3 separate regions of the Homo sapiens genome follow, and regions 1 and 3 are each linked to region 2. Evidence: read pairs that join two places in POLR2A ChIA-PET (ENCODE). Cell type or tissue: OCI-LY7. All regions are shown on one strand. Region 1 overlaps CD2AP (CD2 associated protein). Region 2 overlaps TNFRSF21 (TNF receptor superfamily member 21). Region 3 has its middle 39 kb from the start of TNFRSF21.

Evidence for each region. Peaks named below come from ENCODE experiments on the same cell type or tissue, not always from the same donor. Only the 100,000 strongest peaks of a DNase experiment are listed, where the experiment ranks them.
Region 1: POLR2A ChIA-PET joins it to region 2 with 7 read pairs; 2 of 35 experiments call an interaction of 5 or more read pairs at or near these places.
Region 3: POLR2A ChIA-PET joins it to region 2 with 7 read pairs; 2 of 35 experiments call an interaction of 5 or more read pairs at or near these places.

What each region holds. Positions count from the first base shown.
Region 1 is chr6:47,611,181-47,615,180 of GRCh38, forward strand. CD2AP (CD2 associated protein) reads left to right here. Exons shown (of 18, transcript NM_012120.3): 17 at 1,293-1,356. Among named protein-coding and RNA genes, the nearest start is that of ADGRF4, 85 kb to the right of the region's middle. In OCI-LY7, no CTCF peak of the experiment used is centred here; no DNase peak of the experiment used is centred here.
Region 2 is chr6:47,250,647-47,254,646 of GRCh38, forward strand. It overlaps TNFRSF21 (TNF receptor superfamily member 21), which reads right to left. Exons shown (of 6, transcript NM_014452.5): 4 at 2,610-2,875. Among named protein-coding and RNA genes, the nearest start is that of TNFRSF21, 57 kb to the right of the region's middle. In OCI-LY7, CTCF peaks have their summits at 2,204 and 2,408; a DNase peak (open chromatin) is centred at 2,185; H3K4me3 peaks cover 118 bases; H3K27ac peaks cover 3,120 bases.
Region 3 is chr6:47,346,732-47,350,731 of GRCh38, forward strand. No RefSeq gene overlaps it. Among named protein-coding and RNA genes, the nearest start is that of TNFRSF21, 39 kb to the left of the region's middle. In OCI-LY7, no CTCF peak of the experiment used is centred here; no DNase peak of the experiment used is centred here.

The DNA of each region.
Region 1 (4,000 bases), 360 kb after region 2:
AACATCAATATGAATTAATCTAAACATTGAGAGGAGGGAGCAGGTCAGAAGCATACACGCAATCAGTGTATTTCATTTGTATAAAGTTGAAAAGCATACCAAACCAGAAAATATATTATTTTAAGAATGTATTTGCGTGTGGCAAAATTAGAACAACAAATAAATAATAATAAATACTATAAAACTTTTTCTATGGAAGAGGGGGGGAATAGGATTAAGGAAAGAGGGTCGCTTTTTGGGATATCCAAGGTACTGGTAATATTTTATTTCTTTACTTGGAGTTCAGAGGTTTTCGCTTTACTCTTATAATAGTAGATCTTTATAGCTTAGTTATCACTAAGAAATTATTGCCAAGAAGTTAGTTTTGAAACATTATATAAATAATTTTAAAATTCCTTCCTTATGTATTTTTTCTTCATGAATTTTTTCTTTTTTACTTTTTCAAGCTGTTATTTCTACAGTATTCTCAAGAATTTTTCAAGTATTTGTTGAGACTGAAAATGTCCATACTTTTGATTTAGAAATTTGATATACTAACATATTCCTCCCATTCCTTCTGTCTCATTCCTCGATTCCTTCCACTCCTTCTGTCCCCAGAATAATGAATCAGCCAAACAAAAAACCTCGATATTTGAATACCAAATCACAATTATAAATATGAAAATTTTAGCAGCATGAAAATGGTTTAAAATTTGTGAAAAGACATAATATTGAATATTCACTTAAAGCTATAGAAAAAAGGACAACTATATAGAAAGATTAGAAGGGAACACGGGAAGGTGAAAAGATGAGTTGAGGAGAGACTATTGGCTAGAGTTTTTAATTTGTTTGGTTTTTGGATTTTAATGTGTTATTTAATTTTTAAAAATAGAGAAAGAAATTCAAAGTCTAGGTTATGTTACCAGATAAACTGTTAACTTGCCTTGTATTGTGATGTGTTGATATTCATTTTACCAAATTGCTTGGGCTTTCAGTTTTCCAACCTGGAAAATGTATGATAGCCGAATATAGAAAATTTCTTCTAAAGGTTAGATATTATTTCTGTCTTCGTGAGCTGCTCTGAATTTGCTTGATTTCTTGATCTCAGATTTGTCTTGGTTTTGCTGAATTTTTAACTGTTATATTGAACCATTCTAACTAGAGAATCTTACATTTTTCTTAATTAACATTGCTATTGCCCTTAAAAAGTTTTTCCCATGAACTGGTAGGTTAGGTAACAAAAAGCCTGTAAACATTAGTCAAATAAATTATTTAATCGAAAGACTTAACAGTAATAAGTACTTTGTTTTTAGGAAAGAACTGGAAAAACTGCGAAAAGATTTGGAAGAAGAGAAGACAATGAGAAGTAATCTAGAGGTAATTAATTTCTTCCAGCATTGAGAGTTTAGTGAGCATAAACTGGACATGTTTTTCCCAACCCAACTGGGTAATCGGTTCCTGTACAAATTATGCTATACTACTTCAGTTGGACATACACACAATGGACTACTATTCAGTCACAAAAAAAGAATGAGATCCTGTCATTTGCAACAACATGGATGGAACTGGAGGTCATTATGTTAAGCCAGGCACAGAAAGAGAAACTGCATGTTCCCACTTATTTGTGGGAGCTAAAAAAAATTGAAACGATTGAACTCATAGAGATAGAGAACAGAAGGATGGATACCAGAGGGTGGGACGGATATTAGTGGAATTAATTAGTGGCAAGGGTATTCTTTTGAAATTGGAGTCAGTCCTCTTAAACCCTGCCTCTGCTTTATCAACTAAGTTTATATTTTGTAAATCCTTTGTTATTTCCACAATATTCACAGGATCTTCACCAACAGTAGATTCCACCTCACAAAGCTACTTTCTTTGCTGATCCAAAAGAAGCAACTCCTCATCTGTTCAAGTTCGATCCACTTTTAATTCTCATTGTCTTGCTGTTTTTACCACATCTTCAGTTCTTTTCTCCACTGAAGTCTTCAATCCTCAAAGTCATCCCTGGGAGTTGGAATCATCTTCCAAAATATTGACATTTTGACTTTCTCTTATGAATCGTGAATGTTCCTCATGGCATCTAAACTGATGAATTTTTTCCAAATGGTTTTCAGTTTATTTGCCTACATTTATCAGAGGAATCACTATCTATGGCAGCTATAGCCTTCCAAAATGTGTATCTTAAATAATAAGAATTGAAAGTCTAAATGTCTCCTTGATTCATGGGCTACAGAATGGATGTTGTGTTAGCAGACCTGAAAGTAACATTAATCTCCTTGTTCATTTCCATCAGAGTTCTTGGGTGACTAAGGGCATGGTCAGTGAGCGTTCATATTTTAAAAATAATCCTTTTTTTTTTTTCCTGAGCAGTAGGTCTCCACTGTGGGCTTAAAATATTCAGTAAATCATGCTGTAAACAGATGTGCTGTTATCCAGGCTTTGTTGTTCCATTTGTAGAGCATAGGCAGAGTAGATTTATCATAATTCTTAAGGGCCAAGGATTTTCAGAATGATAAATAAGTGATGGTTTCCATTAAAGCCACCAGCTGCATTCACCTAACAAGAGTCAGCCTGTCCTTTGAAGCTTTGAAGCCAGGGATTGACTTCTCTCTAGTTATGGAAGTCCTAGATGATATCTTCTTTCAATAGAAGGCTGTTTTACCTCCTTTGAAAATTTGTTTCCTGTAGCCAACTCCCGTCTTAGCTAGATCTTCTGGATAACTTGCTGCAGCTTCTACATTAGCACTTGCTTTACCTTCCACTTTTATGTCATGGAGATGGCTTCTTAAACCACATGAACCAGCCTCTGCTACCTTCATACTTTTCCTCTGCTGCTTCGTCACCTCTGTTGGGCCTTCAAAGAATTGAAGAGAGTTAGGGCCTCACTCTGGATTAGGCTTTGGCTTAAGGAAATGTTACAGTTGGTTAGATCTGCTATCTAGACCACTCAAACTTTCCTTCATATCAACAATAAGGCTGTTAAGTTTTCTTATTATTCATATGTTCACTGCAGTAGCACTTTTAATTTTCTTCAAGAACTTTTCCTTTGCAATCAAAACTTGGCTGTTTGGGGCAAAAGGCCAATCTCTTGACCTGCTGTGGCTTTCAACATTGCCTTCCTCTCTGAGCTTAGTCATTTGTAACTTTTTATTTAATGTGAGAGGGATGTGATTATTTCTTTCACTTGAACACTTAGAGACCATTTTTGGGTTATTAATTGGCCTAATTTTATTATTAGGCGTGTTCTATCTCAGATAATAAGGAAGGCCAAGTAGAGGGGGAGAGAGTCAGAAGAAAGGCTGATCAGTGTAGCAGTTAGAACACACATGACATTTATCAATTAAGTTTGCTGTTTTATATGGGTGCCAGAACAATTACAATATTAACATCAAAGATCACTGGTCACAAATCACCATTAACATATATAATTACAGTGAAAACATTTGAAATATTGTGAAAATTGTCAAAATGTGACACAGTGATACAAAGTGATCACATATTGTTGGAAAAATGGCATCAATAGAGTTGCTCAGCACAGGATTACCACAAGCCTTTGATTGTAGACAATGCAGTATCTGTGAAGCACAGCAAAACGAAGTACAATAAAAAGAGGTATCCCTGTAGTTCTCTCTTCTGTGCAGTTAAGCTATTTTCATTCTTTCTTTGCTCAGGGACAGGACTGGTAGTGGTGACATATGGCTGTAGATTCACTGCCTCCCATTTAAACTTAAGAGTTTATCTTAATTCTCCACTGGTGATTGGCAATTTCGACTATTTCCTTTATCTTTCTTAGCTTTCTTTTTCTCCTTCACTAATGTTTATGTTCATTTGCATTATTCTTTCTGCATATCTCAGAGAAAGTTGTATCCTACCTTTTTTAGAGACTCTTCCCATTGTTTAAGTATTTCATACTCCCTTCTGTTTTTTATTCTGCCTGATTACTTACCCTATTTCTTTTGTCAGCAGTTTGTAGAACAAGAGAGAATTGGGGACTTGCAGTTGGAAAACCTTGGCTCTTATC
Region 2 (4,000 bases):
ATAACTCCTGGGGCAAAGCCCCAAATCCCCAGCAGTACCACCATACACAGGGAGTACAAGCCCATCACAGGATGAGAATAAGGAGTCTCAATTAAGCCCCCTGCCTTCTGATTCACTTGTTAGATGGGACAAATTTCAGAAATAAACAATGGACAGAGAGTAACATACTGTGCAATTACCACTTGAGCATCCCTAATCCAAAAATTCAAAATCCAAAACTTTTTGAGCACCAACATAATGCCACAAGTGGAAAATTCCACACATGAGTACTTAACACAAACTTTGCTTCATGCATACACTTTTTCTAATTTTGTATAAAATTACCTTCAGGCTATGTATGTAAGGTATATGTGAAACATAAATGAATTTCATGTTTAGATTTGGGACCTATCCCCAAACTATCTTATTATGTATATGCAAATATTCCAAAGTCTGAAAAAATCCAAAATCTAAAACACTTCCAGTCCCAAGCATATCAGATAAAGGATACTCAACCTGTAATAAGAACTGGCAGCCAAAAATCCATGTTCATTGGCTATTAAAATTAGAGTTAGAGCTGGATCCAAAACGCTGCTAGACATTGATGTATATTGTTGAAATGTGAAATCAAAAATTTAATATTGCCTTCTCAGCCTCCATCATAACTCAAAGGCTATAGCAGAACCAACGAGAAAGTTGTAGAGTGCTTTGACATTACTGTTCTCAAAAAATAAACAACAAAAAATAGCTACTATTAGAATCTTTTGGTATTATAGAAGAGATAAGGGGAAGGAAATAATTAAGGTGTACAAGAGTTTGGCACTTAGGAAGAAGCTGCTTTGTTCTCTCATTCGTTGACCTAATGATTTTATTATGAATCACTCTTTTTGACATGCACTCTCACCTTCTTATTTTTCCATGGGCCCACCACAGGTTTGGGTTAACCAAATCCTAACCTTGCATCAGTCATATGTTATCTTTCTTTTAGGCATCATCAAGGACATTAGGCGACTTATTCTCACGTATCTAAATCCTTCTTTGAGCCTTAGGCTTGTCTTCCAGCTCTCTCCTTAAAGCCAGTCTCTAAGAATGCGTGGCAATGCTTTGCCTCTAAACTCCCTGTATTCAAACTGCCGCCATTTTACTTAATTGGAGGGTTAACATCTCCCTCACTTTCCCCCAAATCCAGCTACTTAAAGCCTAGTTTTACTTGTGAATAATATTTCACACCTAAATTATTTCTTAGAAAGTCATAAGACACTGGTGTATGCCTCTGAATGTTTATCACTTGGGTCTATTAATAAGTATTTTTTTCTGAAATTCCACACTTCAAAGAAGTTAAAAATATGCCAGAGCTTTAAAAGACCACCTTCAAAGTCAATTAGCACCTATAAATTGTTATTATCCAGTTACTTGGATAAAAGATTCACCTGATAAATGATTACATCAATTGTCAAGAATTACTGCGCTATCAGTATAAAAAGATAAAAGCATTTGGACTTCTTAAGTACATAAAGTATACTTAAACGTAAGTATAAAGTATGCAAAATGAAATACTTTGATACACAAAATGTGATATAGAATGATAGTAAACTGAATTGATGTCATAAAAAATCTCTACCTAGCTCTTTTAGGTAACAAATTTGGACCACTGGAATAATAACACAGACCGGCCCTTTAAATCTTAAGTGGGTTTTATCTAGTCTTAGTGGCAGCATTTTCTTTACTTTGGGAATATGTTCTGAAACCTGAATTGAAGTCTGTGGAAAATATGATTCAATATCCAAATCTGAACTTTATTCATGGCCTTTCAGGGAAGTACATACAATTAAAGAAAGGCTAAGTAAAATGAGTTACATCATGGTCGTAACTACCACTTGTAGAACACTTTCAATGAGTCAGGCATTTTATATGCTTTATTTCTCATCTTAATCTTATATAGCAGACTTGAAAATGTGAATAACAGAGGCAAGGAAAGTTGAAGTAACTTACCCTTCATCACCTAAGCTAATATGTACCAGAGCCAGGATTCAAATCCAGCGCTGTCTGGCTCCAAAGCCAGGGCTTATTAGCTATAAAGAAATCACACTCCTGGGTCCCCTCAGTTCCCATCTGATGTGCTCCACGGAACAACCCAAGGAGGAGAATCAGTTCTGTCATCAACTGCCGCTAGCACCACCTGCATCCTCAGGAGGCAAGAATGCTGCCTTCATAAGCCACATCACAAAAACACCCTCTGGAGGAGAGGCGGTGTAGTAAAAAGTATTTTTTCTTGGTTTTGTTCAAAGTGTGTCATGCAAAATGGATTGTAAATGGAGTAACAAAGAGAGCTTTTACAAATACCGATTCACGCTCTGCCCCCTGGAGATTCTGATGTGACTGGTCTGCAGGTAGGGTCTGAGCATCAGTATTTTTTTTTAAAGTTTTCTAGATGATTCTAATAGACGGCCACTGAGAACCCCCGTCCTAGAAGGTAGGGTGTGTGTGTGTGTGTGCAGGCGTATGCGTGTGTGTGTGTGTGTGCCTATCCACCGAATATGTTATTTTTCTTTGTTCCCATACAACTGATAAAATTTGAAGCATAGGGGCAATAGGTCGGTGGTAATGACACACAACAAGGGCTCCATTACCTGGGTGGTGTCTTCCATCAGCCCACGAATCTTCTCCACAACATCGTTTCTCCGGTGCTGGCGCAGGGCGCTAATTAGCTGGGCGAGGCTGGCCTCGGGGCCCCGGATGGTCCAGTGCTGCAGAGCTGCGTAGGCCCGCTCGTGGTCGGCTGTGTACCCATTGGAGAAAGCAGCAACCTCCCTCTCACTGGCATTGCAAAGAAACTGATAGATATCTTTCCACTGGCTTCCCACTTGGGCTGCTACAAGCTTCAGGATATCGATACCTACACCAGAGAAAAAATAAAAAACAAATGAGGGCTTGTAAGGGAAGCTTCTTACATAAGGCAGCTCTGCTTTAATGAATGAACTAGAAGAGGCACGCTTTCCTATCGCTGTATGTCAAAGGAATGCATTGCCTCCCTTAAGCACTTGGCACAAGCAGCTCATCTTGTGGACTAGCTGGTACCCTCATACAAATTTCACTTCCTGAGTGTGGAACCAGAAGAAGGAATGATCATGGAATTATAATAAATCAGACCCAAAAAGATGTTTCGAAAGCCAAACCCAAATAAGGTATTCACGGTGATTCCTCTGTTACTATAGTAATACACCCTTGTTGAAGGAGAGGGGTGGATAAGTTCCAAGATCCCCAGTGGATGCCTTGAAGCCATGGATGGTACAGAGCCCTATACATACTACGCATGAATTTCTTTTTCCTTCTTCACAATGTATGGATAGAAGATTCCTTCTTCTTGTAGATCTTAGCAACCTCAGCATACAATTGACTTTTCTTATTAAGTGGGGAACTTTCATGTTTTCACTTAAAGGAAGCACTTTATGGCCGCTGGCATATCCAAATTATCAGCATCACTCCTCTCGAGCTTTGGGCCAATATTAAGTAAAATAAGGGTGACTTGAACACAGGCACTGTGGTACCAGTACTGAGACAGTCAATCTGATAACCTAGACGGCTACTAAGTGACTCACAGGCAGGTGAGGTCTCCAGCATGGATATGGTGGACAAAGGGATGATTCCCTTCCCCAGCAGGACAGAGCAGGATGGTACGGGAATGTGAGATTTGATCGCATTACTCAGAATAGTGCATAATCTAAAACTTATGAATTGTTTATTTCTGGAATTTCCCATTTAGTATTTTCGGACCACAGTGGACCACAGGCAACTGAAACCTTGGAAAGCTAAACTGTGGATAAGGGAGGACTACTGTACTAAATACAATAGTAACCAAGTAAGTTAGAGGCTCCCATCTAAAAACATGGTGACTTCATGACATTTAGAAAAAGGGAAGCTGCAAATTAAAACTGTAATGGACTTTACCCAGAACTGTCTAGGTAAAAGGTTTTCAAATTCTGGGAATGGTGTCCTTTATATCAACTAACAGTGTGCCCAG
Region 3 (4,000 bases), 96 kb after region 2:
TAGATAGAGTGCTTTTTACACTCTCCTACTATTAGAATTAATTGTTTATGTGTCTGTCTCCACACAAGGCTGTGACCCCCACCAGGACATGACCACACCTTTGTTTTCTGTAGTTCTGTATCTTTAGCCCAATGTGTGGACTACATGACTATTCATTCAATGAATGATGGTGTGGAGGCTGAAGTGACTCCATCTTGGATGCTAATCCACATGTTGACTTCTGATTAACCTCAGTTCTGGGAATGCCTGTAAGGTTTCTATTTTATCTACCGCTCCTTGGGTAAGAGCATGTACTTGCCAAAAATCCTGCCCATAGGTCAAAATGACCTTGACTATAAATCCTGCCCCTAGTCAAATTCTATGCCAAGACATAGTATTCTTGCCCTTCCCTAGCAGGTCAACTTCAGTTGCCCTACATAGTCTTTCCCTGTGGTATATAAGCCCTGGGTCTGGAGGAGGTGATGGTGCTGGGATCCACCATCTTGCCTTGCCCTCAGACATGGCTTCTGTTTGTAAGTCCCTACTAAATGTTTCTTTCTAAGAAACAACACTTCTCAGCCTCTTTCTTCAACCTCTCAGCTTCCTCAGGCTTTGGGGGTAGATTTATATAGATCTGCCCACTACGGAACAGATGAGCATGAAATAAATTATCTTTAAAGTAATTATGAAGCTACAGTATTTAAGTTCCTCACAATTTGAAGTAAGACAATTGTGAAATAATAGAAAAATAAGGATTTGAACAGTAAAGACAGACTAAGGTTTCAATCTAATCCTTGTGACAGAGTAGCTATGTTGGCCAAGTTCCATACAACCCCTGAACTTCAGTACTTTAATTTGGTTGTTATGAGGGTGGGATGCAATCCACACAGAGAAGCTGGCCCATAGAAATTGCTCTAACAGAGCAGACAGCTAATATTACAAGCTTGGTCCAAGTTTTCCTTTCCAGAATTTCCTCCCAGAATTTCTATGTGGCATTTGGGTTAGGAGGGGCAGGTTCTGGCATTGGGTTGTCTAGTTTCAAATCCTGGCCTGACCTCTTGCTAGCTGTGTGCTCTTATACAACTTGCTTTCCCTTTTTGCCCTTCAGTTTCTGCATCTGTAAATGAGAAAACAACAGTACCACCTCACAAAATTTTATGTGAAGATTAAGTAAGATAATATAGGTAACATACTTAGGATAGTACCTGGTCCCAAGAAGTGCAAAGTAAATGTGAGCTCTTGTTACTGAAACTCCTAAGCACAACCCACACATTAAGCCTCTTACCTTTGTACATGTTATTCCTCCCTTTGGCAGCCTTGTCTTTCTCATTTCTGTCAAGACCTACACATTTCCCTAATCCTCCAAACCAAAATTTTTAGTTAGCTTATTTTTTATTTAATATTTATTCAATATTGATGAGAAGCATCATAGCAACCATCTCTAAACTTGGCTAATCATAGGAATCATCTATGGTGTTTGTAGAAAACACAGATTTGTGATCTTATCCCAGAATTTCTGAATCCTGAGATGTGCACTGTTAACAATATACCAGGTGGTCATTATGATGAGCAAGTTTAAAAAGCATTACCATATAGCAAAGTTCTTGAATCTCTTTACCAAGCTCCATGACCTGGGTAAGTTTATTTAACTTCTCTAAGTCTCAGTTTCCTCATCTGTAAAATGGATATAATAATTGTATCTATTTAACTGGATTGTTATGAGGAGGAAATGAGATATTGTGTAATGCATTTACCACAATACCCTGGCACAGAGTAAACGCCCAGTGTCCGCCTGTATACACAGTATATTATACTGTGTGCTAATATTTAACACACATTATCTATTCCCCCTGCCAAAGGTACAAGCTAAATATCATTATCTTCATTTTACAGATAACACTAAATTAACATGTGTTGAATAATTACTATGAGAAAACAGGCTTATAAAATTTGACTGCCTTGGCTGAGTGTGGTGACTCACGTCTAATCCCAGCACTTTGGGAGAGGCCAAGGAGGGAGGATCATTTGAGATCAGGAGTTTGAGACCAGCCTGGGCAACACAGTGAGGACCCATCTCCGAAAAAAAAAAAACCATTTTAATTAGCTGGGTGTGGTGGTGCACACCTGTAGTCCCAGCTACGTGAGAGGCTGAGGTGGGAGGATCGCTTGAGCCCAGGATATCAAGGCAGCAGTGAGCCGTGACTACACCATTGCACTCCAGCCTGTGCAACAAAGCAAGACCTTGTCTCAAAAAGCCAACACGGTGAAACCCTGTTTCTACTAAAAATACAAAAATTAGCTGGGCATGGTGGTGTGCACCTGTAATCCCAGCTACTTGGGAGGTTAAAGCAGGAGAATCGCTTGAACCCAGGAGGCAGAGGTTGCAGTGAGCCGAGATGGCACCACTACACTCCAGCCTGAATAACACAGTGAGACTCTATCTAAAAAAAAAAAAAAAAAAAAAAAAGCTACATCGTCTAAGATCGTAAAACCAGCCAATGGCGGAACTGGATATCAGTAAAAACCTTTATTGCTTCAAAGACCACCATCTTGCCACTATACCACACTGGGTCACACACAAGATTTCTTTCTCCTTCTCCTCCTCCTCTTTCTCCTCTTCATCCTCCCTCTTGTTACAGTTTAGGGCAGTGGGGGGAGGTGTTACTGGCATTCAGTGGCTAGAGGCTAAGGATGCTTCTAAACATTCCACAATGCACAGGACAGCCCTTCACAAGAATTGTCCAGTTCCAAACGTGAATAGTGCCAAGGTTGAGAAACCATGCCCATAAATGACAGATTTCCTAAGGGCAGGAACTAGGTACCACTCGTGTTTGTATCCTCTACAGCAGTCCTTCTCAATATGTGCTGCATTCTGTAACCACTTGGAAAGCTCCCTGAATCACCCTCAAAATGTTTGACTTAATTGTTCTGAGGTGAGGCCTGGGCATTAGCATTTTTTAAAGCTCCTGGGATGATGGAGATGTTCGAAAATTGAATTGTGACAAGACATAATTCTGTAAACTTACTAAAAAATCATCGAATTGTAACTTAAAGTGGGCAAATTTATGATATGTGAATTAACCTTCAACAAAGCTGTTAAAAATAAGAAGAAAAAAGCTCCCCAGGTCTCTTATGTTCCTCCCTCTGTGAGAACAGCTTTTCTTAAGGGTTTGCCATAGTGTTTTATTCATAGCTGCTGCTTGGCAGATATTAATTGTACAAACTGAAATGTAACTAGATTGATTTAAATGTGCAGAACAATGACCTCTACATAATAGCCAGAATATAACTGCTTTAAAGCTCTTCATAGAAATTTGTATTACGTTGAAAATGGCAAAGTCCTTTGGCCCAAGAGCCTCAGCAGTTTGGACATCTGAAGCTGGCTGAGTGGTTGGCTTCCTAGGGATCATTACGACATGGAAGCTGAAAGGGCACTCAATGTACATTTCTACCAAGCAGGACACTCAGCTTCCTGCACCCAGAAAAATTGGAAGCAGCTCTTTTCCCAGTGAATTGTGGGGAAACAAACTGGTTATATATCCATGAAATCATCCACTGTGACTTAAAGTTTTCATATTAGATTTCACAATCAACACCCCCTTGCCAGTTAAGCCATATTTCTTTCTGATTGGTAGTAGTAAGATAAAACTGACCTATTTTTTGTGGTGTGACATATCATTACAGGCCTATGTGAAATTATGAGTTTAAATGAACTAGAAAAGGAGAATCCTTTCCAAAAGTGAGTGCTGCCTTGCTATTTGGAGAAGATAAAACTTACCAACTTTAGACTTATCATGAGGAAAACTAAACTGTCCACCTCCCTTTTTGGCATCAGAATAAGGGGAGGGTAGATCACTACTATACTTGTGGAGGGCAAAACAAAGATCTGAGTCCCCCTTTCTGGGGTCCATTTTAAAAGACATACAGACAAATGAGTGTAGCTTCTCTGGGGATAAAAAAAATTCATTTGATTTTGTTTTACCTAAAGCAGCTTTTTCTGAAGATGATTTTCAGACTTTTT